Linked DNA regions of Mus musculus: regions 1, 3 and 4 are each linked to region 2. The links are chromatin loops, found by intact Hi-C in ENCODE. Cell type or tissue: heart. All regions are shown on one strand. Region 1 overlaps Prkacb (protein kinase, cAMP dependent, catalytic, beta). Region 2 holds the start of Gm40167 (a long non-coding RNA gene). Region 3 overlaps Ttll7 (tubulin tyrosine ligase-like family, member 7). Region 4 overlaps Ttll7 (tubulin tyrosine ligase-like family, member 7).

Region 1 (8,000 bases), 440 kb after region 2:
AAGATAACTTGAAGTAATGCAATCTTTCTGGGAAGTTGGGCATGATGGTACAGGGTCAGAATCATAGCACCCAGGAAGCTAGGCAGGAGGAGCTACAAATTCCTTGAATCTGCAGCTGCATTGTGAGATCTTGTGTGAAAACACACAGACAGAGATAAACACACACGCACACATACACACATATGCAGATAGAGATGCTCAGAGACACAGACAGAAGCAGAAAGACACAGACACACAGAGAAACACATGCACACGTAAGTACATATATGTACACACAGACACATGCACATATACATATATATATACATATATGGACACACAGATACATGCATATATATATGCATACACACACACAGATATACATGCACACATACATACAAACACACACACACACACACAGAATGAGAGAGAGAGAATATGTTGATGAAAATGGTTTTGTACAAAAATACACCCTTTTTCATATCTCCCTAAAGTAGCTTCAAGGAGTGAAAAAGCAAGTCTGACATTGTAGAACAGTTGCCCGAGCTTCCCCAGAGCCATCTACATGTACATTTTCATTTTAAAGATGAGTTCTCTTACTTAACTGCTTTACAATCCATGAATCCAAGGAGGCAAATCCTAGTTCTATTTAATGACCATGTAAACGCAGTAGAAAAAGCTCTAATGCCAAGGACAACGGCTGCTTCTTAGTAGTCCCCTGCATGCTCCCTGGGAAGGGTCCAAGCTAATATGGGAATGGAGGCATACAGCTGTTATGTGTGAACTCAGCCTTTAATCTTCTTGCCATCAGAGATGCCAAACCATTTTAACACAACAGTCTAAGTCTGAACATTTTAACAGGTCCTAAAGATATGTAATATATTACACAATTTGTTTAATCTATTTTATACATGATATAAAATACAAGGATGTAAGATTTTGATGTTCATCATGTGACAAATATATAAAATTTTACATAGAATAATGTGCTTTTATTAGAAGGCCTTTTCTGTAAGACTCCGAGTGACTTTTACATATGCATTAAATAAGATGACAAGCCTGATACAATATACATAAATGTTTCTTTTCACTTCTGAAACATAAGATTAGTTATAAATAAAAGAAATGTAAAAGTAAGCAGATCATTGTTTATGCTGTAGAACAAAAACCATGTGACATAGAATAGAATTAAATAAGAATAACACTGATATTTTGTTATTGATATTTGTCCTAGGTACTTATAAAATTTAAAAAAAGAACAAAACAGCTCAACTTAATTTTTTATGAACTTTCTCACCATCCTGAAAAAAATCCTTATGCAAATCAAAAAAAGACAAAACTGGATTCTTTGCATTTGATCCTGAAACTCCAAGTACTTTAGCTGCTAATTACACTGTATCAGTTTAAAAACAAAACCAAACCACTTACTTGATTTGTCCCATGAGGCAGTGTGCTCAGAGGCCCGAAGGCCGTCATCTTCCAGAGCTGCCCTGTGCTCTTGTGCGGTGCCTCTGGAGTGCCTGTGAAACAGGCGGCTAGCGAACCCCTCCAGCTTCTGGAGGGCGGTGGGCGTGCCACTGTGCTGGCCACTGGACAGTTCTTTGTGAGCTGCCATTCGCGTGCATTTACACTTTAAAGTAACTGCAAGTGTTTTCAGAAGGAGCTCAACTTCCTACCAAGACGCTAAGAGCTATGCATGTGCTAAACTTCCTGTCAGCAGGGTTTGCAAACCACTACTGTGGCTGTTTCCTGTTAATATAAAACAGCACATTAGCGAGCCTCATCTCTGCTAGACATGCATACTTTAAAACTTGCAATATCTGCTAAAGGTTCTAGGTTTGAGTGTTCTGATACTAATATGCAGGAGAATGAACACAGTAACTATAAAGGTTCATATACAGAGAAGGAGAAAAAGTATTTTTGACAATGTGGAAAACTAGTTAAACATGTATTACAACCCCATGCAAATAACCAGAGGCCAAATAGTAACACGCTAGAATTAGTTTACAGGATGTCAGCTGACAGACTGTATGAATCTTTATAAGTAGTTAACTTTTCATTAACATTAGTATGAAAAGGTATCAATGGATAGCATGTCATAACTAAGAAAAAATCTGAGCTAATTTCATAATTTCAAAAGAATCAAAGTTGCTAACTCACTGACTCAAGGCTAATACATATGAAAATTATAGAAACAGCATACCAATACTGCCTAATTAATTTATTTATAGATATGTGCCTGTCTATAAATAACATCTGAAAACATTCTAACATTTGGAAAGCTTGAGGAAAAGAAATCAGATTGGAATTATGAAATCATATAGTAACCATCTATTATAATTTTATAGGCTATTAGCCATACCAAGAAATTTTAACTGAGAAAAGAATCCCTGTTGCTTGGCTAATGACTGTCAAAGCCCTAACACAGAAGGCCGCTGCTTCTTTAGTCTAATTTAAGGATCTCTTAGAAACATCACATACAATAAAAAAAAAAGTCATGTCCAGTTTGCATGATAAAGGTAGCATTTAAGGATTTTGAGTATTTGCCTGTCTACATCATGCGTGTCAGAAATTGATGGTTTTCTCTTTGGAAGTTCAAATAAAGGAAAAGAGGGAAAAGAAAGGGAAAGACGTTTAAAAAGTCTTTGTCCTTCTGAAACATATCTGAATTCCTATTTCCTGTTAAGTATTTTAATGCAATAAATAAAAACAATAATGTTAAATAAAATAAGCAGTACCAGGCAGGTCACAGGCAGGCCTGCCAGGGAGACCCTGAGCAGAAAGCTCTGCCATTGAAACCCTGCAGTGACTCTCTGGAGTAATACCACCAGGGTAGACAAGCATACAGCAGGACCTACAGGACCAACCATTCAACCTTAAAATGTGCTGCTTTTAAAATCGTCAACTGTGTGTAATCAGTGATCTATTAACACGTGGAGATATCTTACAAGACAGAAAGACTAGGAGCCTGCAGTGTCTAAATGTGTCTGGCACACAGTGACCAGTAGGCAAAAAACAGATGAAAGCATTCAGTTCCCTTGACTGGCTCTCCTGAGAGAGTTCTGCTCCCTGTCATGCTGAGCACAGAGTGGTGGCGCTGTCAGCAGAGCACTGCTACATAACTGCTACATAACGAGGAAAGAAGCTGTCCTGCTTCCACGACCCTTGTCACGTCACACTAATACTGGCTGTCTATCAGCTTGTGCTCCTGTTGTATTATTTGAATTCATGAGCACATGATTACATATATGCATATTATTATATACTATAAGATTAATAAAGAATATAAGCATAACTTTTAGCACTCCAAAAGTCTAACTAAAATCACCATATACTAGAAAACATTATTGTTAATAACAGGACTCTAATTGTAAATACACTAGTAAGCATTAAGTAATTTATAGTTAATAATAGAAGTGATGGGCTGGTGAGATGGCTCAGTGGGTAAGAGCACCCGACTGCTCTTCCGAAGGTCCAGAGTTCAAATCCCAGCAACCACATGGTGGCTCACAACCATCTGTAACGAGATCTGATTCCCTCTTCTGGAGTGTCTGAAGACAGCTACAATGTACTTACATATAATAAATAAATAATTCTTAAAAAAAAAAAAAAATAGAAGTGATATTATTGGACCTTTCAAGGTTTTCTACAGTCAAAGTTTGATTTCATTCTTTTCTGTTCATTAAGTGCAAAGGTAGATTTCTGAAAACGCTCCTGCATTCATCTCTGCTGCATGGGCCTCCCCAGATAAGACTCCCATGGTGGTTCCTTGCCAAACCTAACTAAACATAGTATGTCAGCTATTATGCCTTTTAACAGACATCTAGCCAGACCTTTGTTTGATATTGCTTAAATAAAGTCCCACATTCAAACAACAACACAGGGATTCATTTAACTAAAATACATAAGATTTAAAATTATTATATCAAAAAGGTAAACTTAAACTGAGTATCTTGAAAATGCTATGTTTGATAGTTTTTTGTTGTTGGTTATAAAACTGGTTCCTTTTGTTCAAAAGACCTTGCAAAACATAGAATATTTAATTTTTAAAATATCTGTCTGTAGTAGTGTGACAGGAAGCTGTTGCTATGGTGGTGCCAGAGACTTGCTTTTTAGTTTAAAAGAACTCTGCTGGCATCTACTGCCTGACAGAAACAACTGCAGCTCCAGCTAAACTGGAATTACAAGAAACAATAGCAGTTTCTGAAGGTAAACGTGCTGTGAATGCCAAGAGATGGAACACACACACACGCACACGCACACGCACACGCACACACACACACACACACACACACACACACACACACGGTATACAGGCTTGCACACAGAAATAGCAAATATCAGCAATATATTTGCTAAATACTTTACCACATGTGAGATCTGCATTTGTGATGTTAAGGCTCCTATAGTCTTTACAAGTGAATAACAACACTGATATTATGTGATTCCCACCACCCACCTCAATGCTATTTGGGAACTCAACCAGGGGTCTCAAACATTCGAAACACAAACTACACCGACAAGATTTATTTTCAGATATTTCAAACACTGTATTTTGAGACAGGACTTTGTTATGTTGCTAAGGCTGGCCTGGAGTTTGAGATCCCTTGTCTCAGAGTCCTTGAGCACTGGGACAGCAGGACTATGGCACCATGCTCATCTGACCACGCCTACTTCAAGAAGAGGAAAAAGCCCTTAGGCTGCATGAGCTGACTCTCCAGAAGGACCTTTCAAGTCAGTTTCAGTTTTGGCTGGGGAGGGAGGTGAAAGTGGTGGTGGGCAAGATGGGCTGTTGGACCTATTGCCAAGTGTCTGAGACTCTGCCAGTGTATGCTTTCCTTCAGATGGTCGGACCTTGATACAGACCTTTAAGACTTTCAGTTTTATATCTGTATCTGTATCTTGATACAGATCTTGAAGCCTTTCAGTTTCATATCTGTATCTATGTTTGCAAACACACCGGGGCCTAGCAAAATTATGTACAGAAGTCTGAAGATTAAGGAAGACATGGGATCATATTTAGTATGTAATGCTTTCACGTGGAGGAAAAATGACACAGCCATGACCTTGTTATGTAAATATAGATTTACACAGCAAGTGAAATTCATGTAGCATAGCACAGTGACTGGCATTTACCTACACAGTCTGAATAGCTCATATTTTTAGTAAGGATTCCATTGGGTAGATTTATAACAATATACATATCCATTTACAATTAAACTTCATTTGCACCTATTAAAATTCAGGTGGCTGAATATATGTATCTACTCCTGGGTCTTAGTCTTTTATTTTATCAACTTGTGCCAAGTCCCTTCACATACCATACTGACTTGGAAGCTTCAGAATTGCCAGTCAACTTAAAATCTTACAGTGTAAATCTTCTAACTCCCATTCCATTACCTTTCTGCACTCTGTGTGTGTGTGTGTGTGTGTGTGTGTGTGTGTGTGTGTGTGTGTGTGTGTGGTTTTACTGCTGTGAACAGACACTATGACCAAGGAAATTCTTATAAGGGCTGGCTTACAGGTTCAGAGGTTCAGTCCATTATCATCAAGGAGGGAAACATGGCAGTATCCAGGCAGGCACAGTGTAGGAGGAGCTAACAATTCTATATCTTATTCTAAAGGAACAGGAAAAGACTGTCTTCCAGGGAGATAGGATGAGGGTCTTAAAGCCCACACCCACAGTTACACACCTACTCCAAGAAGGTCACACCTTCTAATAGTGCCACCCCCTGGACCAAGCATACTCATAAAGTCTGATTCCACTCCTTAGTCCCCATTGGCTTCTTCAAACACATGAGTCTGGGGGGTTATACCTAGCCAAAGTATAATAAAAAAATACATTTAGTCCAACTTCCAAAGTTCCCATAAACTACAGGAGTCTGAAAAATGTTAAAAGTCCAAAGTTTCTTCTGAGATTCATCCAATCACTTAACTGTAATCCCCAAGGCAAGACAGGAAATCCACTAGGCAAACTCCAAACTCTACATCTCCAAGTCTGATGGCAAAATGGTCTGCAGATCTCCAACTCCTTTTTCATCTTTGTTGACTGCAACAAACTTCTTTCTTGTGAGCTGGTTCCACTCCCTGTTAGCAGCTTTCCTCAGCAGATAGCCCATGGCTCTGGCATCTTGAACATCTTGGGGTCTCTAAGTCAACTTGAACTTCACAGCTTCTTGTTCCAGTGTCTAGGATCCACACATGATCCTCCAAAAGGCTTGGGGTCACATCTCCAGCTCTGCTCTCTGTAGTACTCTAGGCTCTGGTTGACTTCACTGCTTCTGTTGTTCTTGGTGGTCATCCCATGGTACTGGCATCTCCAATCTGCTGGGGTCTTCCGCTGCAACTAAGCTTCACCAATAGCCTCTCATAGACTCTCTCTTCATGGTGGCAAACCTCATGTTCTTTGCATGACCACTTCAGGCCTTGGCTATTAACTGCAACTAAGGCTGCACCTTCATAATGGCCTTCCATGGCCTCTCAGTGCCAAGCCTCAGTTGCTATCCATAACCCCTTCATACATTCAAACCCAGTACCACCTGGGTACATTACTAAGTCCTGCTGCAGCACAAGGTACAACCTTGGGTATCTCTGGAACACAGCTTCTTTGTGCTATCAGAAAAAAATTTACCAGAATATTTCACCTCAGTGATTTGGTCTCTTCTTAATCACTGCTAATTTCTTAGCTCCAGCTAACCAGCAGCAATTGTCCCAGTAGTCCCTTCAATTCTTGACTCTAAAGCCCAAGCCCCATAGCCAAAGCCGCTGAATCTGGAACATGCCCACCCCTCCCTTATTCTATTATCAGCTTTCGATTTTCTAACTCCCTCAATGCCTAAAGTTGGCTGTCTTGGAACTTGATCTGTAGATTAACCTTAACTCAGAAATCTACATGGCTGTGTCTCTGGAATGCTGGGATTAAAGGCCTGAATTTAAGCTTTTCTTCACCTAAGACTTTCTCTGTCTCAGGAAGGCCTTGAACTCAGAGATCTGATTTACTTTGACTTCTGGGATTAAAAGTGTGCACCACCATGCCTGGGCCACTGTTCCTCAAGATCCAGATCAAAAGTCTGTGTCTTCTAGCTCCAAGAGCCGGATCACAAGTGTGCTCTCCATTTCTGGATTGTAGTTCGTTCCAGATTAAAAGTCCAAACTATTTCCTGTTCAACTCCAAACAGTCTTACCCTGAGATCAGCACTCCCTTAATCTCTTCATCTCCTCAAATTCGGGATTTAGCTGCATTTCACTTCCTGGTGCCCTTTTATTATTACCTGAACCATACATTTTATATTTTTCCTTTCTAAGCTTGCTCTGCTTGTTCAAAACACTTCATGAGACTTAACCAGAGAACAAAGTCTCTGTTGGGCTTTTTTGAGACTTCCTTTGTCATTGCAATTAATATAAATCTCTTTACCTTAGCATCAGGTAGACTCTTCAGACAAGGGCAAAAAGCAGCCACATTCTTCACCAATATCACACGGACAGTCTCTAGGCCACATACTAAAATTCTTCTCCTCAAAAACCTCTAGAGCCAGGCTTCCACAGTTCAAATCACTGTTAGCAACAAAGTCTTTCATATTCCTTCTAGGATGGCCCATTAAGCTCCATTTAAAACAGTCCATTGCTTTCCAAATCCAAAGTCCCCAAATCCACTTTCTTCCAAACAAAAGCATGGTCAGGCCTATCACAGCAGTACCCCAGAGCCTGGTACCAACTTCTGTCTTAGTTAGGGTTTTACTGCTGTGAACAGACACCATGACCAAGGCAACTCTTATAAGGCCAACACTTAATTGAGGCTGGCTTACAGGTTCAGAGGTTCAGTCCATTATCATCAAGGTGGAACATGGCAGCATCCAGGCAGGCACTGGGCAGGAGGCGCTGAGAGTTCTACATCTTCCTCTGAAGGCTGCTAGAAAACTGGCTTCCAGGCAGCTTGGATGAGAGTCTTAAAGCCCACACCCACAGTGACACACCAACAAGGCCACACCTCCTAAGTGCCACTCCCTGGGCAAAGAATATAC
Region 2 (8,000 bases):
ACTGCAACGCCCCATGAACTCTTGCTTCTTTTCTCAGTTTCTCTGCCTGATCCCTTATTATAAGGATGCCATCCGTGTCTTTCTCGCTGTTGTCTGCGTGCCTACTGAAACAGTTCGCCTCCCTTTCCTAATTAAATGCCTCTCATCTTCCCCGGACTTTAAACCAGCTCACTATGAGAGCACACACACACACACACACACACACATACACACACACACACACACACCCGGGGCCTGGAACTTGTGGTGTTTGAATTGAGCAGTTTCATTAGTAAAGTATTTAAGCTGCTTGGACTCTCTCTCTCTCTCTCTCTCTCTCTCTCTCTCTCTCTCTCTCTCTCTCCTTCCCTCCCTCCCTCTCTCCCTCCTGTCTCCCACTTCTTTTGTTGCTAGCTCATTCTCTCTATTTCTCCCTCTCTGTATTTCTATATCTTAGTTCTTAGGAAAGTTTTGGAGTAGGTGTGAGAAGCCATCCCTTACCATTTGTGGGTTTGTTGTTTTTATTCCCTGCCAAGGCCCTCCACTCTGTCTTTCAACATTACATGGCTTTGGGTGCCAGTCCCGTGATTCACATACATGAGGAATTTGGGAGACTGGAATGAAAGGCTTGAGGGTAAAGCTAGATGATTTGCTCCAGCATATTTCAATTACCAGTGGAAGTTTTGTATGTGTTTCTTTAATTAACACTAACTAAGATTAGGACTATTAAATAATATGGTTTCGAAACGAAAAGAAATCAACCCTTAGGGATACTATTTGATATAAATAAAGACAGGCAATTTCCAGTATGCTGTTTTCACATAATCCACTCAACCTTGACTCTCATCCAGCACAGATCTTGGGGACTTATGCAAATGTGAACAGGCTGCACCATGCCTGCTGCCTGAGTGAGTTCAGGAGCTGGAGGGTTGCTGTGTCAAATGGTCTCTGTTTGTAGTTCTGGATGCTGCGAGGTAATAGTGAGCTTTAGTTAATTACACCTCGCATCACCCCCAGGAGGTAGGTAATGATTATAGGCGGACTTGGCTGAAGGAACTCAGAATGTCTTAATAATCACTTAATAGAATCTTATCATGAGAAGCAAATTGCATTAAATGGGCGAATGAAGTTGACTGTGAGAAACGAAGCCAGGAAATAAAATGCTATGGGGGGTTTTATATGGGGAAAATCCAATTAACACCCTTTTAAAAGAGTTGGCCTCATGGCTTTTCCATATCCCGCACTGTGTCTAGCAGAGGGCTACACCCCAAATAAAGACCTCTCTCATTATGAAGGGACTTGTAGGTAAAAATGAAGAATGTGAAGGAAATGCTGGATAGGGGAAGAGGGAAGAAGATCTACAAGTCATTGGACCTTAAAATTCCACTTGGAAACAAAGAACAATGTAACTTCATCATGAAGCCATTTGCACCCTCTTTGCAATGAAACACTGCTTTCTCATTTGATTCTTAAGGCAAAGAGCTATCTTGAGTTAAAAAAAAAAAAAAAACACAAGACATACACTGTGTGTGTTTGACTGTGTCTATCTGGGAAATCCTAGTACTAAAAGAGCCAAGCCTGGGTGATAAAACAGCAAAGTGGCAACTAGATTGGTGGAAAAAGCTCAGGTGAGCACATGGCCCACAGAGGTGCAAGCCAGAGAGAGGTGATACAATGTGTCCAGAGACAATGGCACACAATGGAAGACTGTAACATTGTAGTTACAAAGTGGGATACATAGTAACAGTAGGACAAGGCGAGGTACATTCATTACTTCTGTTGTTGTGAGCAAGTATCTGTCAGAAGCAGCCTCAGGGAGGAAGGGTTGGTGCTGGCTCACAGTTTTGGGGATTCTCAGTCCATCACAGTGGATAAAGCATAGTGACTGTAGTAGCTTGGTCCCTGACAGAGGGTGAAGTGCCCTGTGGCTGGCCATAGCACAGAGCTGGGTGGAAGTGGAGAGTCTAATGAAAACCAGAGTGGTTATCACCTTTCAGGTCCACCCCTATTGACCAACTTCCTACAAATTCCATAGTGTCAAAGGTTCTGGAAATAGCTACAGTAGCTGAGTTCAAGCATGTGAGCGGGTAGGGGACATTTGAGACTCCATAATAACTGAGGGGCTGCTCCTTCCTTAAATAAACTGGTTCTGAGGAATATGCTCAGTGCCACAGCTTTGCTTTAAATCTCCTTGATTATTTACCTTCATTACAAAAATAACTTGTCAATAAAATAAACATGATACACCAAAGTCAACCAGAACTGAAGTCAATGTATCTCAATGAATGTCTATGTGGTTAGAACAGCCATTCTGAAGCTGGGGCACTTCACCCTGGATTTTACATTTTCTCCGTGGGATACGCTTTTATGTATTCTATCCACTACCAAAAATGAGAAGCCCACGAAGTCCACCACAGAATAAAAAACTAGGATTCGCCTCCATCCCTTATGTCCATCATTCAATTCCTTTAAAGGTGGGGCTGGAGGGCAAGGCAACAGAAAGGCTGAGGCAAAGTGCAAACTCTGATGTAGACGCCCCACATGGACCAACAAATGGGAGGGGAGTGTAGGGAGGCCAGGATCCAGTAGAGGGCAGATGTGAGTCAGATTCCAGAAACAGCACATCTCTGTGGACCTAAGACTCAAACTCCAATTCAAGGTAACAGTATAAACTGCACTCTGAAGCGATCCTTAGGTTGAATCATACACACCTAATCATATGTGGCTGAAGTGCACCTCACTATGCATGTTTGTGTGCACACATACGTAATTATTCACCAAACTGCTCCAAGGCAAGCTCCTGACAGGTGAGTGTAAAACGAGAGAGCTGCTTTCACAGTGTACATTCTGAGATGGGGTTTCTTTTCTACCAGACACGCGCTCTAATGAAACAACCGTCACTTACTTGTTATTTTTAAAAAATAAAATCTGAAGTGGGTGGAGTAAAAAAAAATCATACCACTAGTAAAAGAGACATCAGGGCTTTGGGCCTTGCGGGAGGAAGCTTCCAGAAGGCTGAGGCAGCCCACTTGACTGTATGTGAGAAGATGTAGACATCTGGCTTCCTCCCACTCTTTTTTCATTGGATCTCATATCTCTGTAAATCATCAGAAAGCTTTCTGTGGCTTTTTTTTCCCCAGTATTTCCACTATAACACTTCCACCTCTTACAGTGTCCTACATCACACAACATCAACAGTTGATTTCCCAGACCCAGAAGGACCCCTGGTCATTAGCAGAGTGGTCTTTGACAATGTTCCTCCCAACAGCGGGGATGGGCAGCCTTCAGGGGATTCGTGCTAGACTCGTCCTAATTAAGTGCCGAATGCTCTGATTCCTTTGCCCGTAGTTTCTTGTCCTCTGGGGTGAGTAATGATGGGACACAAGTGTGTGCAACAGGCAGTCGGGGGTCACAGTACTGGCACGCAATATGGTGGCAGCAGATCACTGGGTGGACAATGCCAGGAATGCAGGACTTGGCGAAAGCAGTTTCCAGGCCTGAGTGGATTAGAACCTAACTGACTTCCAACTGCTTCTCGGGAACGCTTGGGTACAATGCAGTCACTCTTCCAGAATGTGTGCTCTCTCTCTGAGCAGCACAGCCTCCTGCTGGCTCCCTGGGCAATTTTGACTTTTTTCTTACACTTATTGATTTGCAGAGGTGTAAAAGCCAGACAATTGTGGGAGGCAGCCCTCTTCTACCACGAAGGCTCCAGGGCTGTGTATCTGCCTCACCAGTCCCAGCTGAGGAATTTGAACAATGTTATTTAACAACTTAAAAGGTGAAACAACGTAAATACAATAAATCGAAGGAAGGAAAGCTTTAAAAAAAAAAAGCAACTGCAGATGTAAGCAGGAATTTTTAAAGCATAGAAATCTGAAAATGTAAGATTTCAAAATGGTTGCGGGGTTGTTACCATAGCAACGCCAGTCTGAGCCACAGCATGTTTCCAAATGTCTTTCTCTGTGGGGAGATGTTCGAGGGCAGATTTCAAATTTTTTAATTAAGGAAAAGAATAAAGAATCAAGTTTAATGGGTTAAGAGCCATGCTAGAATGCCAATAACCCTCCCTCCAAGGCCTGAGAAGTCTGGTGAGGAGCGCTTTCTGGGACATGACAATTTCCCAGAACCGCAGCGTGGGGTCGCTGTGGTTCCACCGCTGCCTACGCCTCCGTCTGGCGCCTCAGAGAAAGGGCTTCCCTGCTCCTCCTTTGAGCCGCCCTAACAGTCCTGTCTTTAAACCGCATTTATGACTATTCTGTGCCGAGACTGTGAAAACCTCTTGGGACAGAGTCACAGTGAACAGCAGCCGGTGACGTTCACAGTCTAGAAAGAGAGATAAGTAAATAAATAGAAACATTAAGCTTGTGGTTAGATGTGGATGAAAAGGGAAGGGTGCCATTAGTGATGGAGTCTGCGTTTATACAAGGTGCGGGAAGATCTTCATTATGAATTATTAGGCTGAGACCCGCGGCTGAGCCTAAGGGGTGGAGGGATTGAGCACCAGGCAGAAAAGAAGGCTGTGCGTGTCAGGGCTCATGGAGAAAAAGAAACCTTAGGCTCTGGTCAGATCTCTTTATTTTTAGCTAGAGAGAAGCATGGGATGAGGGGTGGGGCTATTCAATTTGCACAGTTTGTGCTTCACACTACAGAACTGTTCCCCATTTCCTTTGTGAATTGTTTATTATTTGTGGCTTTTGGTGTGTGTAAACATTTTGAAAAGCCTACTTAGTATTATAACAATTTAATACTTTTTATATGGCTGCTGTCACAACACAGATTTAGGCCATGGAGTCTAGCAGCACAGCCACTGCGGGTGAAACAATTTAAAAGTTCGAGGGAAGCAAAGCATTTGGTGTTATGAGAGCAGAGATTTGGGGAGTAGCCTTCTTTGTGGCATTTCCAATTTCTGTTGTCATTACTCTTACATGGCTGCTGCACCAGCAGTCTCTCAGATCCGGAGGCAGGGTAGCCTCACCCGTCTTAATAACATTGATTGGCACAGCAACACAGGAGAGTGTTGGATAAGTGAAAAGGGAATGGGAGAAGGAGGGGGGATGGCTGGCAGGTGGGTGGGGGTAGGGCTAGTTTGATGGATGGATGCTTAGATGGATGGAGGGAGGGAGGGATTATTGAATGGATAAATGGATGGATGGATGGATGGACGGATGGATGGATGGTTGTTTGCATAGAGGGAGGGATGGGTTGGGATGATGGAATGAGGGAATGGTTGAATGGATGGATTGGAGGGAGGGAGGGATGGCTGGCTGAAGTGACAGGCAGAGAAGGTAAGGAGTGTGAAAGTGCCAACTATGTGGCACAGAACACTGGTGACAGATCTTCATCATTCTTCCTTGTACATGTCAAATACTGACGAAGTACCTGCTGTGTGTGAGTCACAGTCACAGTCACAGACAGGGGCGTACAACAGTGAGTAAAACCGTATTGCCCTCATGATGTTTACTGTCAGTGATGGAAACAGATACGAACTGCAACTGATCCCAATTTTAGGAAGTATTATGTATATAAAATGAGGTGTGGATTTAGTGTCGTCAGGGTCGAGAGAGTGTAAGTACTGCAGGTTGGATGAAAAGGTGTCCTGGATGTTGGTGTAAGAATGAAAGGACAAAGGACAAACTTGATCCTGATTCGATCCCAAGGCCAGGGCCAAGAAACAAAATCCCACCAATCCCTGCCTGGGCTTTCCACAGAAACCCACCAATCATTAAACACTAAAACCCACCAGTCCCTGGACAGGAAAACCCACCAATCCTGAGCTCACCCAAGCTCAGGAATTGAAATCTCACCAATCCTCATTCTGGAAACCTTCACCCAGGAAAGCTCCACCCCCACCCCAAATCCTATATATAAATCCTGTGCTCTGCCTAGTTCCCTGCTGTTTCTCTCCCAAGCAGAGGCAGTCTCCCTCCTGGGTTTTTCCCTCCCGACAATCTCTTGTGTGAGGTTTGTTGTACAGCGTGGCTTTATGCTTTATGGTATTCCTTTATGGTGTCTCCGAACTGCTAGGATACCTCTCAGAGCAGAACTTGGATAAGGGAATCCTTCGCCTGCAACTGAAGGAGAGCTGGGACACTTCTATAGGGAAGCCTTTCTGTTCGGAGCCAGGGCACTTAGAGTTGGGAACCAAGAATACCACCAAGTGGCAGGGGGCAACAACCCTCACATAAGAGAGTTGTTGGGAGGGAGAACCCCAGGAGGGAGGCAACCTCTGCTTGGGAGAGAAGCAGCAGACTGCAGTAGACAGGGGTTGTACAGGATTGCTTAGGGGCAGGGCTTTCCAGGGTGGGGAGTGGCAAGAGTTCTAGTTTGACGCTTGGGCCTTTTACTGTATAGGGCAGGAGCTGGGGCTGGCCATTAGGACAGTTAATGTCTGTAAGTGGAACCTGGTGGGTCATGGTCTTCGGGGGAGGGGCCTGGCCACTTATGTGCCTCAAGGGACTTACTGAGATGCAGTCGAAATGTCAGGACTATGCAGAGTGTCATGAAGTTGACTGTGGAGTTTCATCTCCGGAATGGGAGCTTCTCCCGAGGGATGGCAGAGATCCTTCCACTGAGAGCAGGGTGGCACTGTTCCTGATCACACCGTGTTACTGAAAGAGAGAAAGAACACAGGGCTTTCTTGCTCCACACCCTCCCTACAAGCACGGACATCTCCACCATCTCGTCATCCAGACAGCCCAGCTCCTCCTCCGAGCGCCCCAGGCTTCCATGGATCAGTAGTACATCTTGGATGTAGATCCCACCACATTCCCCAAACCTTCCTTCCCAGCAGCCGTCTCAGCTTCCAGTTAGTCTTGAGCTTGCGGCCACTCCTCCCCTCTCCTGCTGCAGGATTTCTCCAACCACACATCACAGTCCATTAGTGAGCGGGTCAGGCCATCAATACAGTGGACGTGAGAAGCCTTTTACAACAGGGCAGACTAGACTGGAAGCTGTTGGATCACACTGTGTGTACGTCTTCAGCGTGAAGGGTGATAGTGGCAGCCCTGTTATGTGAACCTTCTCTCACCCTGGAGACAAGCTCCCTTACCATGGTACATCTGTGGCAATGCTGAACGTTCCTAGAATTGAGAAGATCTCTGTTAAGCTCAGATTTTCTCTGAAGCCCAAGAAGGTGTAAATCACTGACACTATTTGAAATGTAGTTTTGTTCTAAGCATAAATTTATTTCTCAAATAGGAATATTGCCTGGTATCACATCAAAATGGTCCCAATTATTCTTCCAGTTTAAGTACGCACAGATCTTCCCATAGCTAGCAAAAAAATCGGGGAGGGGAGGGGGGCTTGATGGCAACACTCTGAGGAATATGACCCATGAGGCAAACATACAAGGCAAAGAAAGTCATGAAGTATTTGTGCCAGAGAACCACCTAGAACCTCCCAGAGCTCAGAGCTTTTTGACGTACTTCCAGCTATGCCACACTATTAGGAGTCTGTAAACTCTGCTTCTGACACAGATTCAACTAGGATCCAGTGAGGTCCTACTTTGCATGATGTAGGGTTTATCGTTTGTGTTGGGGACATCGTGGGTGGGGGGTGATTCTCCTGAGGAGGCATCAAAGAAATATTTTTTTCTCAGAAATAAGAAGGTTGCAGACTGGCCAAGAAAGATTCTGGTGGATCCATCTTGGTGAAGTAAGCAAGATCACTCTGATTACCTACAGCAGCATGGGCTGATGGTGAGCGGCTGGACCACACAGCTCCAAGCCCTGCCTAGCTCCCGCTGTCTATGGCTCCAAGTCTAAAGCAGAACTCAGACAAAGCCGGGTGCAGCTCTCCCTAGTGTTAAAGCATAGTGGGTGGCCATAGGCTCCAGGGATGGAAGGAAGGAGCAGATGAAAGCCAACTTCAGAAGTTCTGTGTCCATGAGAGCTGCCCCACCCTAGCACATACCGGGAATGCTTGGCCAATGCTGATCAAACGTGGGAAGAATGGTCTATCTCACTTCAGCATGGCACAAAGGACAGCTTAGTGGTATCTTGTTGCAAGATGAACCCAGG
Region 3 (8,000 bases), 600 kb after region 2:
AAGTCACAACCTAATCTACTCAGAATCACCGGTGTATCTAACTACTTTAGTTTTCTTGTCTGAATTTCCAGGTATGTAGGTGATAAGGGAGAAAGTAAGGTGACTGAGACGATGATATTTTCCTTCTACCCCACGAGCAGGTTCTCATTATTCAATCCTTACCTAAGACCTGTAAAGAAAGACCAACAGTGTAGCTGGGAGTATATGGTTTAGAATTCTCTTCCTCTTCCTCCTCCTCCTCCTCCTCCTCCTCCTCCTCCTCCTCCTCCTCCTCCTCCTCCTCCTCCTCCTCCTCCTCCTCCTCCTCCTCCTCCTCCTCTTCTTCTTCTTCTTCTTCTTCTTCTTCTTCTTCTTCTTCTTCTTCCTCCTTCCATGAGTTTTGTATTGTTGTATGTCAATTATGTGACCTTTGTAACTAATATCTTTTAAAGGTAGACTGACCAGTGACATGTTCCCATATAGTGTGCGTCTAAAAAGTGCTGTGCATTACAAATACAGAAAGATGCTAAGACTTGCAGCAAAAGTCTTTTGTTTTTAAACAGCATCTTCTAAAGCTTAGATGAGTATGTATTTTTATTCTCCCCAGAACATAAAGAAACAATACTACATTTACCACACACTCACAGTATCTTTTAGGAGTGCTCATCTAAACCTACATTTATATCTATCACATTTATGAAGTTTTGGGTTCTTTTCAACAGCTGATGAAGAGAGACCTTTGGGTATGCAACCCGGCTTCATGTGAGTTTTAGTAATTTATTTAACTAATGGAGATTGACATATTCTCCAAGCAGAGAACAAACCCAGGATAGAGGATCTAGAAAAATGAGCAGAAGAAAAGATTAAAATGCTGGTGGTGTTGAGCAACTCTCTTTTTTCCAGGTCTGGAGCCACAGCTTACCAGGGATGCTGCTTCTCTTTCATCAGTGTTCCCAGCATGCACAAGGGCAAATATTTGATGATTTTTTTAGATATTTATTTTGATAACAGTCTTATTCTTTGACTTCATTTTTTTCTTCACTTAAATCTTTTGCTATTGAAATCTCTCTCTCTCTCTCTCTCTCTCTCTCTCTCTCTCTCTCTCTCTCTCTCCCACCCTCTTTCCTTCCCTCCCTCCCCCACTCCGTGTGTGTGTGTGTGTGTGTGTGTATGTGTGTGTGTGTAAGTCTACCAATTTTGCTGCAGCCCTTTTAATAGTGAATTATTATTTACATTAGAATAACCTTCATATTGTTCTGTTCTGTGACTTCCATAAGAAGCCCTGAATTCTGTCCCTTATCTATTTACCCTGGCCACTCTCTGTTCTGTTTTCTTCTTTTCTGTGATACTTTAAAATGGTTAATTTCTGACCTACACAGAGACTCTAATAGCTAGTTTTAACCCAAGGTTAGTAGATAGCATTGTGGACTTACAAAGAAGCGGAGGCTTTTAGCATTCAAAAGGTTGAGGTGTTGGCTGACCTTGGCCACCACCTTGCTGTGTGACTTTGGGAAGGCTCTTCTGATAGTCTAGACAATAGAAATCCCTTTTCCTGGCCAGGAAGATCATTCAGTGTGTGAAGTGCTTGCCATGCAAGTGTGAGGGCCTAGGTTTGGATTCTTAGAACTCAGATGATGCCGGGTGCTGTGACATGTCTGTAGCTCCTGTGTCTCTATGGAAAGATTGGAGGTGAAGACAGGGGGTTCCCTGTACGCTGGGGGTCCGACTAGTCTTGCATCTACAGCAGTAAATGATGAACGATGAGGAGACTTTGTCTCAAACAAGGCTGAAGGCGAGGACTGAAAATTGTAGTTGTCCTCTGAACTCCACACGCGTGCTGTGGCATATGTGTTCCTGCATTTCCACACACACACACACACACACACACACACACACACACACACACACACCCCTTCTGCCCAGGTTTCTATAAGAGTGACATCAAAGAGAAGGACCTATATGCTCATGGGTGTTTGTCTCTTTCCTTCTGTGTCTCTAACATCACACTTGGAGAACTTAGCACTGACGTCTTCTTTAGTGTTTTCCCAGCAGAAGTGTTCTTTACACACCAGAACTTCTCTCCTAGCGATGGTGTCTAGACTTGACCTTTGTCACCCAGCCACCACTGGGGTCTAAGCATTAGTCTGTGGAGACCTACTAGGCAGAAAAGCGTACTAACAGCACCACTTCTCCATCATCGCTAGATTCCATGAGGCGTTCGGTCAGCTGCCCTCGGTCCATCTCTGCTCACTTACCTTCCAGAGGGGATGTGCGCCCCTTTTCTTCTCAACAAGTGATACCATTAGCAAGACCAACGTCAGCGTCCCGGTCACATTCCTTAAACCGCGCTTCATCCTACGCGAGACACCTGCCTCACGGCAGTGACACCGGCTCTACCAACACTCTGGTAAGCTATCAGTGGGTTGTGTCCTTCTGAAGTTGAGGAACACTGTACTCGATGCAGTTGGAGAGGGGATCAGCTGAGAGGATGGGGAGACGGAACCCCCAATCCCTTCTGTAATTCAGTCATGACCCTGGGAAACTGCATTGTTCTCTATCTCCTGATGCAGGAGGGTAACGTTGTTGGTAATCATTTCCTGATGCAGGAGGATAACGTTGTTGGTAATCGTTTTTATAAACACGTTTCTTTTTCTTGCAATATCTCAATCTCCTATAGAAACAAGCACAATTAGTGTATGGAAAATGCCTCTTTTAGACTCCAATAGTTTAAAAACTGGTTTAAAAAATTCTACTCATCGAGCCTAGGCGTGATGCTGTTTAGAATGCTTTCTGCAGATTATATTAACAAGGAATATCTCCTTTTCAGCATAAACTAGAGAAATTTACAATTGAGAAAGTCGGTGGTTTTATTATATTTTGCTGGAGCTAGACCAGAGAGTTATATAAAGTCTCTGTTTCATTAACATTAACAAATTTAAGAACGAGTCTTTCCAGTGGGAGAACTCTGGAGATATAACTGAATTCACTCCCTTCATAATGATGACTGATCTTACTATCCAATCCAAGAATCGGTGGCAAGTGAAACAAATTAGGAAGTCCTTTTGAATTACTCATAGGTAATGTTTATATCCCGAGCAAGATAAAATACAACCAGGAGAAAATACAAAAGACATTCTTACAAATAATAACCATTTTAATGTTAAACATTCGCAAATAAATGTCCACTTAAAAAATTAACAATGTGTCCCTTTTACCTGAAACTATCTTTCACATTATACTGGTACAGTGGAATAAGACCCCCTCCATGTGTCTGTATTCTTTCAAATTTAAGAACGAGTCTTTGCGGCAATTGAAAACCAAAGAGCAGGAAGACGACCTCACCAGTCAGACCTTGTTTGTCCTCAAGGACATGAGAATCCGCTTTCCGGGGAAGTCAGACGCAGAGTCGGAGCTCCTGATAGAAGATGTGAGTATTTGTATAAAATCCAAAGAGCATCTGTCTACTCTTCTGAGAGCATTAAAATGTATTGCCTGGGACCAGGGAGATAGATCTGTTGGTAAAACCCTTCCTGAGCCAGCATGGTCTTAGGCTGGGTCCTCAGAACTTACATAAAGAGCTGGCATGGTGGCCTGCAGCTGTGACCTCAGTACTGGAAAGGCAGAGGAAGGAAGACTCCTGAGAGTTCCCAGAGGTGAGCCGCAGCTCCCAGGGAAACGTCATTCAAGCCTGACCTCTGACCTCCACAGGCATGCATGCACACACATGTGCACACACATAAACACCAGCATATATGTGCATTGTACACATATGTACATGCACACATGCCTCCTATACATCTACACACATACAAAAAATGTATTTTCTGATCAAATTATAATTGATTGAATAGGAAATGTAATTGATATTGCTTTTAGCCCCCAGAAACTTTACAAAGTAAAAGAATTCATTTTAGTTATTAGGAACATTTTATCATATAATAAGGCTTTCAAGTAAGAATAATTAGCATCAAATAATAACTGTTCTTCATGATCAAAGAAATATCAGGGTAAACTCTTCTATTTAAAAACTAAGTTGAAGAGCTTAAGATGAAAAGAGACAGGATGAAAATAGCGCCTTGGTATAAAATGTCAAGATGAATTACAGGTGATGCCTGGAAAATCACGTTTTGAAACAGCCTGGATGAGTTATTTTCACGCCCGCCACCTAGTGGAGCGTTTGGGTGGCAGATGTTCAAACGCTCCGCAGTCAGGACTTGCTCCTCTCTTAAAAAGAAATCCAAGGTCACGGGAATGGTTTGATGGAAGAACATTTCTTCACTCAAGGTTTCTCTTATCCGCCCAACACGCTTTATAAATGCCCACAGTTAGGTCATCCATCGGCCACAGAACGTTTTGAGGGTCGGGTTGGTGGCTTGTGATTTTCTTTTCCCCAGAAGACAAGGCGCCATCTAGTGGTCATATGTAGAATAAGAACCAAAGCTCTCACTGGGTCCTCTTATTGTTCATCCAATGATATGAAACAAGTGCATAGAAATAACGAAACAAGAGAAAGATTTCTTGCTGCAAAAATCTGCAACGGCATCATATTATTGTTATTAGAGAATTATCGTTAAGTATCCAAGTCTTTTGAATTTTGTGCTAAGTTTTGTTTTGTTTTTTGTTTTTTTTTTCAAAAGTGAAAGTTAGATGCTGTTTGTCAGGGAGCTTGTTACAACAAAAGAAAATTGAAAATTTTATAAGGCATTGTGATAGATATGTTTTACATTTTTTTTTATTTAGTGTGTTTATGTGTGTTGGTCCCAGGGATTAGAAGAAGGTTACACTTGGCAGCAAGCATCTTTGGCCAACGAGCTTCATCGCCAGCCTGGAAATGTTTCCACTCACTTTGATAATGTTTATTTCTAAGAAAAGCCAGTAACTTTGAAGCAGGCACATCATTTTTGTCTGTCTTTTATGATCTGATATTTTCTTCTCGAATTTATTTCTTTTATTGAATATTTGCCTCCGTGTGTGTATGTGCACCACATGTGTGCCCGCTGCTCAGAGGTCAAGGACGGCATCACAGCCCCTAGGACAGGAGTCATAGACTATGTGTGGCCAAGTGGGTGCTAGGGATTGTACCCAGGTTCCCTACAAGAGGAACGAGTGCTCTTAGCCACTGAGCGATCACCTTGGTTCCACTGAGGTCTGCTGTTTTTAATTAGAAAACGAGAGAGAGAGACACTAATGTATGTGGCTATTGCGATTCTTCCATAAAGAAGATTGTTAGGCTTATACAATCAATGAAACGTAATTAATAATTAATGTCAGGCATTAGATTCTTTGCTGTATTTCTGCTGTGTTCCAGACTTGAATGCTTGCTACAGTATCCATTACTAGGGTGTATACTGAGGAATTCTGTAGAATTCTGTAGGTAATACAAAACAAAGGGCTAGTAGAACTCTAATTGAATATAGGCTGACTTTGAATGTATTGTTCAATATTCTATCACTATGTGGGTAACACAGCCCTGTGAGTAAAGATAGAAAAATCTGTGTTGGAGTCCTACCTAAAATGTGTGTATCCAAGGATTTCTGGCTTTTACTCTCTGAGTGATATTACTCTTACTGGAGAGAAAGAAATGGGCTCAGGTTTAGAACCTCTGACTTGTCTAAATCTCTGCAGGTATCTTTCTATGAATGGTAGAATTGTTATTATAAGTAGTGCTCTCATAGTGCTGTCACTGCACGGATGAATACAGTCATGGATAACAGGGTCATTCACTATTCTCTGTGAGCATTCTAGCCTAAATTTGTTAACTTCTCTCCCCCAATAGATCATGGATAACTGGAAGCATTATAAAACAAAAGTGGCTTCATATTGGCTCATAAAATTGGACTCTGTAAAACAACGGAAAGTGAGTAGCACATGAAGATCACTTGGCCATTTATATGTTCGTTAAGCTAAAATGTTTATTTAAGTTCAGAACAAGTTTACATATGAACATTTATTTGCTTATTTCTTCAACAAACACTGTGCACCTATTATATGTTAGACAAGGTTTAGGACCGTGTGTCAGCAGATATCTGTGAGTAGTGTGTCAGCAGATATCTGCGAATCAGTGTGTCAGAAGATATTTGTGAGTGGTGTGTCAGCAGATATCTGTGAATCAGTGTGTCAGAAGATATTTGTGAGTAGTGTGTCAGCAGATATCTGTGAATCAGTGTGTCAGTAGATCTGTGAATCAGTGTGTCAGAAGATATTTGTGAGTAGTGTGTCAGCAGATATCTGTGAATCAGTGTGTCAGAAGATATTTGTGAGTGGTGTGTCAGCAGATATCTGTGAATCAGTGTGTCAGAAGATATTTGTGAGTAGTGTGTCCGCATGTATCTGTGAGTAGTGTGTCAGCAGATATCTGTGAGTAGTGTGACAGCAGATATCTGTGAATCAGTGTGTCAGCAGAGCGGGGAGCAGGAACAAAGATCATGGAATAAAAATTAGTTTGATGTGTATATGGATGATAGACCACAGTTTTACTTATTAATCTATTTACATGATAAATTTTTATTGGAAAATAAGTGATACAGTAGTTATAAGAGATGAATTTGGATGGTGGGTCATTGCTCAGATTGAGACTTTATGGGGTTCGAGAAGAAAGAGTTTTACTTTAGTAAATGAGATGTCACTGGAAAAGTTTGAGACTTTTGTAGTCTGACTAGTAACTTGAAAGGACTCAGAACCACTGGAGGGGACTAGAGTTGAGAAGAGAGAATGTGGCATAGAGTGGAAAGTGGTGAGATGGTTTTTAGGGCAACTGAGGCAAGAAGCAGGACTGGTCAGCTAGGGTGTGGAGGGATGCTTGGATTCTGCAGGCCTGTTGTGTGGGTTTAAAAGTATTTATTTTAAGGACTGGAGAGATGGCTCAGCAGTTAATAGCATTGGTGGCTCTTCTACACGTCCCAGGTTCTATTCCAATCACCCGCATGGAGGCTCATAACCTTCAGTTCCAGGAGACACACACTCTCTTCTGGCCTCCAAGGGTACTGCATGCACACAGTGCACAGACATACATACAAGTAAAACAGTCATACACATAAAAAAATGCTTACTTTATTTTACGTGCATATATGTATATATCTGCGTGTATGTTTTTGCGCCATGTGCATTCAGGACCCCAGAGAGGTCAGGAGAGGTGTCTTATCTCCTGCAGCTGAAGTCACAGACACGTGTTACCCTCCATGTGGGTGCTAGCAATTGAATGTGGGTCCTCTTGCAAGACCAAGTGCTCTGAGCCACTGAGCCACCTCTCCAGCCCCCTGTTTTTGTGCTTTGATATTGCATATGCTAGGTAGATGTACTGACTAGCTATCCAAGTGACGATATTGAGTGTTTTTGATGTACATATGGGTTTGAGAGCAGAGTTGAGGTTGGATGTGGAGGCTGTAAGGCATTTCAAGGAATAGAGCTGGACAGGACTATGTCGAAAGTTTGTAAGAGAAGACTGGAGTTTCTGGGACCCTGTGAGCCCAGGGGCCACTCCTGCAGGTAAGAATGGGGAGGTGGGAGGATTCTCTGAAGAGGACTGAGAAGAGACAGGTGGTGCCCAGTGAAAACAGCAGGGGTTGGGGGTCCCTGAAGCCACATGAGGTTACCTCAGCCACAGACTGATGTACTGTGCTGGAAGTTGCTGCTGGGGGTAGAGCATCAACCTGTCTGTTGTTTTAGGCAAACATGGAGGTTAGTGGTGACCACAGTCAAATTTTGAGCAGTCTGAGGGAATTCTATTAGTGAGTCTCGAAGAGGAAAAAAGCAGTAGTTGGTGCAGACACTTTTCAGAGCTGGGGGAAGAGACAAAATGAAGTGGTGGTAATGTGGAGAGAGTAAGATTTCTTTTTTTCCTTTCTGCCTTAACGATGAAGACTCCTCATTTGCGCATGGGTGACAATAGTTTGGAACAACCACTGACAGGGAGGGGCAGTATCAAGTTCTTTGGGAAACCGAGGTCTGGTCCCACCAAGAACAGTTATTATAACCAGAGGGGAGAGGAAGGGCCCCAGGGTGTGACGGAAGACGTGAGATCT
Region 4 (8,000 bases), 570 kb after region 2:
TCCTTATATTGTCTCCAGCAGAAGGTGTAGCCCAGATTAAAGGTGTGTTCCACCACACCTTTAATCCCAGATGAAAGGAGTAGCCCAGATTAAAGGTGTGTTCCTTAAACTCGGAGATTCAATCTTCTGGAATCCATAGCCACTATGGCTCAAGATCTTCAAACCAAGATCCAGATAAGGATCTCCAAGCCTCCAGATAAGGGTCACTGGTGAGCCTTCCAATTCCGGATTGTAGTTCATTCCAAATATTGTCAAGTTGACAACCAGGAATAGCCACTACAGGTGCATACTGTGATGTCTGACCCAGAGAGTCAAGGTCTTTGCTGTCGTTCTCAGACAGAAGGAGTTAAGAAGCCAATGTAAGCAGAAGCCAGGAAAATCACTTGCTTTCCCTAGTCCATGGTGTGGTTCCTCTTGGAAAAAATACTTGTTTTTATTTTATGTGTATGAGTATTTTGCCTGAACGTGTGTGTGTGTGTGTGTGTGTGTGTGTGTGTGTGTGTGTGTGTGTGAGAGAGAGAGAGAGAGAGAGAGAGAGAGAGAGTATGTATGTATACTGTATGTGGCTGGTGCCTGTGGAGGATGAAAGAGAGCATTGGATCCCCTGGACCTGGAGTTAGATGATTGTGAGCTGCTGTGTGCTTTCTGGGAACTGATAGCTGGGATGTATTCTGTTCTCAGGGAAACCTTTATGGAGTACAAGCCAGTGCCATGAATAAAGGCTATTTGGGGAATGCTGCACCCTCCCTCAAATTTTTCTTCCTTGTAATTCTTCTCCATTTGTACAGAACTAGCTTATGCTCCCTTTTCTTCTTCTTTGTTTATAAATGCTTTTGAGCATCTCCAATGCCAGGTCCTATTATAGACACTGGGATGGTTAAAAAAAAAAAGAAGTACAAGTGTCTTGTTCAAACAGATAGAAAAGCATCCATTGGTTGCATGCCCTAGGTAGTTAGTAGGATGCATTTCAAGCATGCCTGTGCTTCAAAGATGGTTGTGGAAGTCCTGTCTGGGATGGCATGGGAATCTAAGGGAAGATGCTCCAGGAAGATGGAACAGCACAGAGCCTCAGTGGGAAGAAGTGCCACCAACTAGAGAGACTCAGAGAGTGTGGCAGAGAGATAGGTGGGCAAAGAGCAGAGCTGGGGTTGGGGAATGAGGGCAGAGCAGGATTGGGGGGGGGGGCGGTGCCAAAGAGCGCCATGAAGCCACCAAGGATGCTAGTTTTCCCTAGGTCATTTTTAAAAATGAAACTATGTCCAAAAAAAGCATGCCGATGCCTTTTATCACAATCTCAACAGGAGTTGGTGGTAAAGACTCTGATTGTGGCAGAACCTCACGTCCTGCACGCCTACCGGATGTGCAGACCCGGTCAGCCCCCCGGGAGCGAAAGTGTCTGCTTCGAAGTCCTGGGGTTCGACATCTTGTTGGATAGAAAGCTCAAGCCATGGCTTCTGGAGGTAAGGGGTTCTCTAAGAAATGTCAAAATAAATCAAGCCGTCACAGTCCTTATATGTGTTTAAAACCCATCTGTCATATGTGTACTTGGCACAGGTGTCCCCAGCTTGCTGGCTGGAATGAGGCCTGAATGGAGTATGTGGAAGGGAGTGAATGAAAATTCCAGGGCCAGAACATTCCCAAGGCTGATAGGATTTTCTATCGAATCTCCACTTTACCGTAGAGTGGGCTTGTTGACGCTGAGTTATTGGCTGCTTGGACAGTGGATCTTGTATCTCCTCTGGGTGGGCACTGCCTCTGGCCCCCATCTTTACTGTGTCTTTAAGTACTCCATGGAGAGAGAGGGTTCTGTTGATTCACTCTTCAGTACCCAGTACTTAACACTGCAGGGGACATACATCCTCCCTCACAGCCATCTGATATTTCTGAAAACCGAGTGTCTTTGGGTTTGCTGCCTGTACCCTCTTGTCATTATTAATTTTATTATAAAATGTCACTTAACATATGGAACCATGTACAGAATATACAAACAATCTCTGTTTATGTCCTGCCCAGTCACGTTTATATCTATCTGTGTTACTCCCGAGGCACCTTAGGATCTTTCTTTGTCCAGTTGACCCCCATCCAGATGTTCTCTCTGGGACCCCCAATCTGGCTTCACAGAAGGAGCCTGCCTTCTTGGGGCTACTCCATACTGTTTGTAGCCATCTGTCAGGGAAGCAGCACATATTTGAACTGTGTTTCCAGAAGGAGTTATATTTTAAGGAACCTACTGCCACAGAAGCTAGAATCAACCATGGCCTTTCCTTCCAGAGGTTTGTCCCCCTCTTAGGGTAGCTGTTTGACGTAAGAAATTGCATCATAGTCTCCAGGTTTTTGTAAGCAACCTGAATGAGTGCTATGTGAGATTGTGATTCAAACCGTATTTTGAAGGAAAGTACACATTTTGAATTGGAGTGAGGGAGAGACAGAGAGAAGTATATTCATATATTCTGGGCAAATAGCCTGTGTTGTATGTTCAAGGACATTCATTTTTCTGCTAGCTGGAATTTTAGTCCAGCTTGGACCCTAATAATGAGACCTGTCTGAGTCATTTCGGCTCCTCTGTATCTGCCATTCCTGAATGGAAGAGTCCTTGACTGTGTCTTAGGAAGGGCTGGATTTTTGTTCCCAAGATTGAACACGTTGACCCTGGGACTCATTCCCTGACTATTGCCGACTTTTCCTCTGCGCCTGTCCTGGTCATTTATCCTTGATGGCTAGAAGAACGAAGGCACTCTTATGCTTCACAAAGGAGGAAATGAAAGGATTTCTGGAATAAGAACTTTATAAAATGTGACATAACCTTGGTAAAAAGCCTTTGCCCATAGGAGCTTTGAGTTAGCTAGGTTACAGCTTACTGAACAGCTGGACTCTACAGACTTTTTAAACCTCCTCATAAACATATTTTTACTCCTTATCCTTCATTGTTTATACCTTACTCAGCTCAGAATAGTTAATAACAAAAACCCCGTAGCATTGCTGTCTGTGAGTATAGCGCACGTTTAGATTCTTAAGTGTGCAGTTTGAGAGCTTGCTGCCAATTGACAACGCTGTGGGTCTCACCCGCAGCGTTCAAGACCTTCTGGCGCCACCGTGTGGAGTAAAGTGGAGGGCGTGTCTGAGGAGGAGAACTTCTAGCTGCGTAGAATCTGGGCAATGATCGGCAAACTTAAGACATTTCCAAGCACTGAGAACATTTTCAGGATGGAAAATTGTGTCCAGTGTGTTTTTAGGAATGTTTTCCTAGGGATTGACCCGATCCTTGCAGAAGGGTAGTGCTTCACTATTGAGTTAGGTAGAGAGAAACTAAATTTATATTTTAGGAAGCAATAGAATTCATCAGGAAGATCTTGGGTGGTGAACCGAGGGAGCTGGTGGTTCCTGCATCCTAAGCATACACACATGTGTTGCTATTACTATGTTGGTAATCTCTCTATTATGGGTCTTCCCAACTTACAAGGTAAGTTGCATTTAACTTTCCTAAGACTTGATGGGAAGAGTCAGTGGTTGAAGAGAGTGGTCAGCTTAATGCTGGCAATTAACACTAAGCCTGTGGGTGGAAAAGTAGATGTTTGCTTATGGTTTTCTATAGTTCTTTTCCCTAGGGTAATGGAAAGACAGGTATGGCGGTGAGGTCCAGAGCATCTTCCATAGAGAGCTCAGAGATTCATGACTGGAAATCCCACATACATTTATGAAACACAACTGGATTAGGTGTTGATCTCCAACGTTCAACCGAGCTTATTGTTTTCTCTGTAATTTTCAGATTAATCGAGCCCCAAGCTTTGGAACTGATCAGAAAATCGATTATGATGTTAAAAGGGGGGTTCTGCTAAACGCGCTGAAGCTGCTGAACATCAGGTGAGACATCTTCCCACTCGCCGGGGTCATCCAAACATTAGGTGAAGCTTTCTCCTGCTTGCTAGGGTACCCCAAACATTGGGTGAGCCTTTCCCCCACTTGTGGAACTCCCTCAAACACCAGATGACCCTCTTCCTTGCTTGCTGTGGTTCCCCCAAACATTGGGTGAGCATTATCCGACTCTCTGGGGTCCCTCAAGTACAAGGTGAGCTTTCTCCACATTCACTGGGTCCCACACACATCAGGTGAGTCTTTGCCCCACTGGCTGGGGCTCACCACCTTTGGTACAGATAAGTCACTCATGTGAGAAACTGACTTTGCACTGTGAATCTCTTATATTTTGTATTTTTCATTTCGGCTTTCTTCATGCTATCCTGCAAACCTACGGTGTTTTAAGACACCTTTTCATCTCCCTGTGTCCACTGCGTTTGCTGCCCCACACAGCCCTATGCACCTGTGGTAACTGCATTAAATCACAGTCTTTACCATCAAGTACAAGGTTGGCGTGGTGTTGGTGTGGTAGGAGACCCTCTGACTTACCTTCCTTCTCCTTGGAGAAAAGTTACACACCAGAGCCACTTGGGAAACCTTATAACGGATTTCTGCCTTCATGGGTCTTTCCTCTCTGTCTGGCTTCCATAAAAAGAGAAAAGATGTCATTGCTTCTGAGATGAGCTGGCAGACAGTAGGAAGAAAGATCTGAGGGGAGACATGCCGGGGCAGGGGCGAGCCGCCTGGAGGGCGCAGGGCCATGGAGCCCGGTATTTGTTATGCTATCACACAGGAACGGCTTTGACCCATTCTGATAGGGATTGACTAGAGGAGGCAGGAGGATTGCGGGTTTGAAGCCAGCTTTGGATACACACAGCAAACCTGTGTCCTCAAGGGAAAATGAAAAGAGAGAGAGAGGAAGCTATCTAACCTAGCTGCTCTGTGCTGTGTGCCCGACTGTTGCCTTGGGAAACACAGCTCATGGCACCCGAGACTACAGGGCCCTGAAGATGGACCAGTGATTTTACGCCTTTTTTTTTTTTTTTAAATCAATGATGTCTTGAAAGGTTATGGAATACATTAAGGAATCCTTTTATTTAAAGTATTTGCTAGCAGTTAGCAGTTGCTATTGAGACCTAGTTTTATCTGGGAAAGCAAGACGAGAAAATGACATGACGTCTGGCACCTGGCTTCTGTTGCGGGGCAGAAGGTGCACGTACCTGCATTGTACCCTGTCCGTGACTTTAGATTATGTCAGCGATGCTTTCTACGTGAAATTTTCAAATGTAACAGCGCCACATGTTCAACCCACGGGTGTCCCTGGTGCATCTTTAGCTTTACAAAGGATGATACTGACTCAGAAGTTATCTGTGGATATTCTCGGTCATTTCAGAGGTCAGATCATTTAAGGGGCAAGACATTGCTAACGCTATGAGCATGGAGGTTCTTCCATGCATACCTTCTTGTTCTCCACAGGACGCAACACAGGTTTTAATACTTAGAGCACTCGCGTGCTGCACACCTGGCTTCCCTCTTCCGTGGAGGGCACCACGGCACACGGCACGTGTGTTTCTGAGCTGGTTTTGTGCTGAGCACATCATAGTGACTTAAATCAGGAACCATGGGGACTTCTTGCCTTGTACTCAGTGTTACAGACTTCATTCTCACCCAGGCAGAGCTGCTGTATGACTCCAGAGTGCTCCGTTTTCCCACCTAACTGCCAGAGGGAGCTTTTCTCTCCTTAAGTAATTTGTCTTTCTTCTTAGGAACCCCAAATGGGGTATTGTTAAATACCAGGGCTAAGCTTCTGTGACGAAACTTTATATATAGCTCCTGTATCTTAATCCTTCCCTATGTTCTCCAAGCCGTGCTAGGCTGAAGGTTTTCTCATTATTTTCTCCACATCTCCTGCCCATTCTTGCTCATGGTTTGTCCGCTCCCTACTCGAGGCGGATGCTTTTCCTTGCTGTTTGGAACACAGAGCATCCTCCACTATAAATAACAATCTTTATTTTGACTTGAGTTAATCCTCCCCTCCCTTTCAGAGTCTGCATTGTGCAAGGCTTGTCACATCGTTTCTTCCTCTCTGCTCTGCTCTGTGCTGTCTCTCCTGGGCCTGGTTAACTTCTAATTTGATGCATTCTCCTCACAGTTAGAGCTTTCTCAGATCTTGCTACAGTCGTCTCCCTATGACACGCCTCCATCTCTATCTCCAAGTCCACTCTTCAGCCTGTGTGTTTTTATCTTAAGGAAATTCAGAAGAGCCCGTAGCTCAGGCTGTCGAAGTAGAAGCTCAGGCAGAGGGCGTGGGAACTCACACACTATTTTGAAGCACGAGGCTTGTGATCTTCAGAGAGAACAGGTGTTACGTGAGCCCTGCTCAGGCCCCATGTGTGGAACCAATGAGAACCAATGAGAAACTCCTTCCTCCTGCAATCAGAGAAGACTGAGCTGTGCTATGCTCAAGTTCTCGCACAAAGGTTTTCATCCCCTGGGAGTCTTCTACCACAGTCGTAAAGACTGAGTCCAGAGAGGACAACCACAGTCTCACGAGCCCCCCAGGTCTGAAATATTTGTGAATTAGATTAGGTTAAATGAAATGCTCGTCTTTTCACTTAGGACTAGTTCATGGGCTATAGGTCTGAGCGTTTAATACTATGCTGCTCCCGAGTCGGTCCTCCATGCCTCTCTGGCATTTGTCTGCTGTTCCAGTGTTGATTCCCTGTGCCTCTCTGGCACTTGGCCAGGCTCACTGAGTTTGGCTTTGCACATTCCGCCCTCTCACCTCCTGTTCACTGCTTCCCACCCCCTGCTGTGTCTCATGTCTCTTTCCATTGTGTCAGTTTCACTCATTCTTGTGAATGAATGAGTCCACAAACCGGGTACGTATGAAGTGACAAACAGATCGAGATGGGTTCTGTTGGCTCGGGTCCCGTCTGGAGCTCAGATCCTGCATTTATCATTGTCCACCAACGGTGAATGCTGCTGACGGTGATTGCTGCGTTTTTTTTTTTCCATTTTTATTAGGTATTTAGCTCATTTACATTTCCAATGCTATACCAAAAGTCCCCCATACCCACCCACCCCCACTCCCCTACCCACCCACTCCCCCTTTTTGGCCCTGGCGTTCCCCTGTACTGGGGCATACAAAGTTTACCTGTCCAATGGGCCTCTCTTTCCAGTGATGGCCGATTAGGCCATCTTTTGTTACATATGCAGCTAGAGTCAAGAGCTCCGGGGTACTGGTTAGTTCATAATGTTGTTCCACCTATAGGGTTGCAGATCCCTTTAGCTCCTTGGGTATTTTCTCTAGCTCCTCCATTGGGAGCCCTGTGATCCATCCATTAGCTGACTGTGAGCATCCACTTCTGTGTTTGCTAGGCCCCGGCATAGTCTCACAAGAGATAGCTACATCTGGGTCCTTTCAATAAAATCTTGCTAGGGTATGCAATGGTGTCAGCGTTTGGATGCTGATTATGGGGTGGATCCCTGGATATGGCAGTCTCTACATGGTCCATCCTTTCATCTCAGCTCCAAACTTTATCTCTGTAACTCCTTCCATGGGTGTTTTGTTCCCAATTCTAAGGAGGGGCACAGTGTCCACACTTCAGTCTTCATTCTTCTTGAGTTTCATGTGTTTAGCAAATTGTACCTTATATCTTGGGCATCCTAGGTTTGGGGCTAATATCCACTTATCAGTGAGTACATATTGTGTGAGTTTCTTTGTGAATGTGTTACCTCACTCAGGATGATGCCCTCCAGGTCCATCCATTTGGCTAGGAATTTCATAAATTCATTCTTTTTAATAGCTGAGTAGTACTCCATTGTGTAGATGTACCACATTTTCTGTATCCATTCCTCTGTTGAGGGGCATCTGGGTTCTTTCCAGCTTCTGGCTATTATAAATAAGGCTGCTATGAACATAGTGGAGCATGTGTCCTTCTTACCAGTTGGGGCATCTTCTGGATAAATGCCCAGGAGAGGTATTGCTGGATCCTCCGGTAGTACTATGTCCAATTTTCTGAGGAACCGCCAGACTGATTTCCAGAGTGGTTGTACAAGCCTGCAATCCCACCAACAATGGAGGAGTGTTCCTCTTTCTCCACATCCACGCCAGCATCTGCTGTCACCTGAATTTTTGATCTTAG

The links. Hi-C counts contacts between places; a loop is a spot of excess contacts. Peaks named below come from ENCODE experiments on the same cell type or tissue, not always from the same donor. Only the 100,000 strongest peaks of a DNase experiment are listed, where the experiment ranks them.
Region 1: a loop joins it to region 2, with 7 times the contacts of the local background. A loop is called at or near these places in 25 of 42 quality-filtered maps.
Region 3: it touches region 2 in a loop (14-fold over the local background); 19 of 42 quality-filtered maps call a loop at or near these places.
Region 4: it touches region 2 in a loop (10-fold over the local background); 29 of 42 quality-filtered maps call a loop at or near these places.

What each region holds. Positions count from the first base shown.
Region 1 is chr3:146,779,740-146,787,739 of GRCm38, forward strand. All of the region lies in intron 1 of Prkacb (protein kinase, cAMP dependent, catalytic, beta), which reads right to left. Among named protein-coding and RNA genes, the nearest start is that of Prkacb, 29 kb to the right of the region's middle. In heart, CTCF peaks have their summits at 3,031 and 4,108; a DNase peak (open chromatin) is centred at 1,562; H3K4me3 peaks cover 547 bases; H3K27ac peaks cover 275 bases.
Region 2 is chr3:146,341,256-146,349,255 of GRCm38, forward strand. Gm40167 (a long non-coding RNA gene) reads left to right here and starts at 5,179. Exons shown (of 2, transcript XR_867699.1): 1 at 5,179-8,000. In heart, CTCF peaks have their summits at 2,555 (motif pointing right), 2,765 and 4,120; no DNase peak of the experiment used is centred here; H3K4me3 peaks cover 439 bases; H3K27ac peaks cover 499 bases.
Region 3 is chr3:146,941,823-146,949,822 of GRCm38, forward strand. It overlaps Ttll7 (tubulin tyrosine ligase-like family, member 7), which reads left to right. Exons shown (of 21, transcript NM_001357217.1): 16 at 2,184-2,386; 17 at 3,272-3,406; 18 at 5,756-5,836. Among named protein-coding and RNA genes, the nearest start is that of Ttll7, 93 kb to the left of the region's middle. In heart, a CTCF peak has its summit at 4,282; no DNase peak of the experiment used is centred here; H3K4me3 peaks cover 475 bases; H3K27ac peaks cover 253 bases.
Region 4 is chr3:146,911,929-146,919,928 of GRCm38, forward strand. It overlaps Ttll7 (tubulin tyrosine ligase-like family, member 7), which reads left to right. Exons shown (of 21, transcript NM_001357217.1): 9 at 1,302-1,460; 10 at 3,767-3,861. Among named protein-coding and RNA genes, the nearest start is that of Ttll7, 64 kb to the left of the region's middle. In heart, a CTCF peak has its summit at 3,103 (motif pointing left); a DNase peak (open chromatin) is centred at 3,093.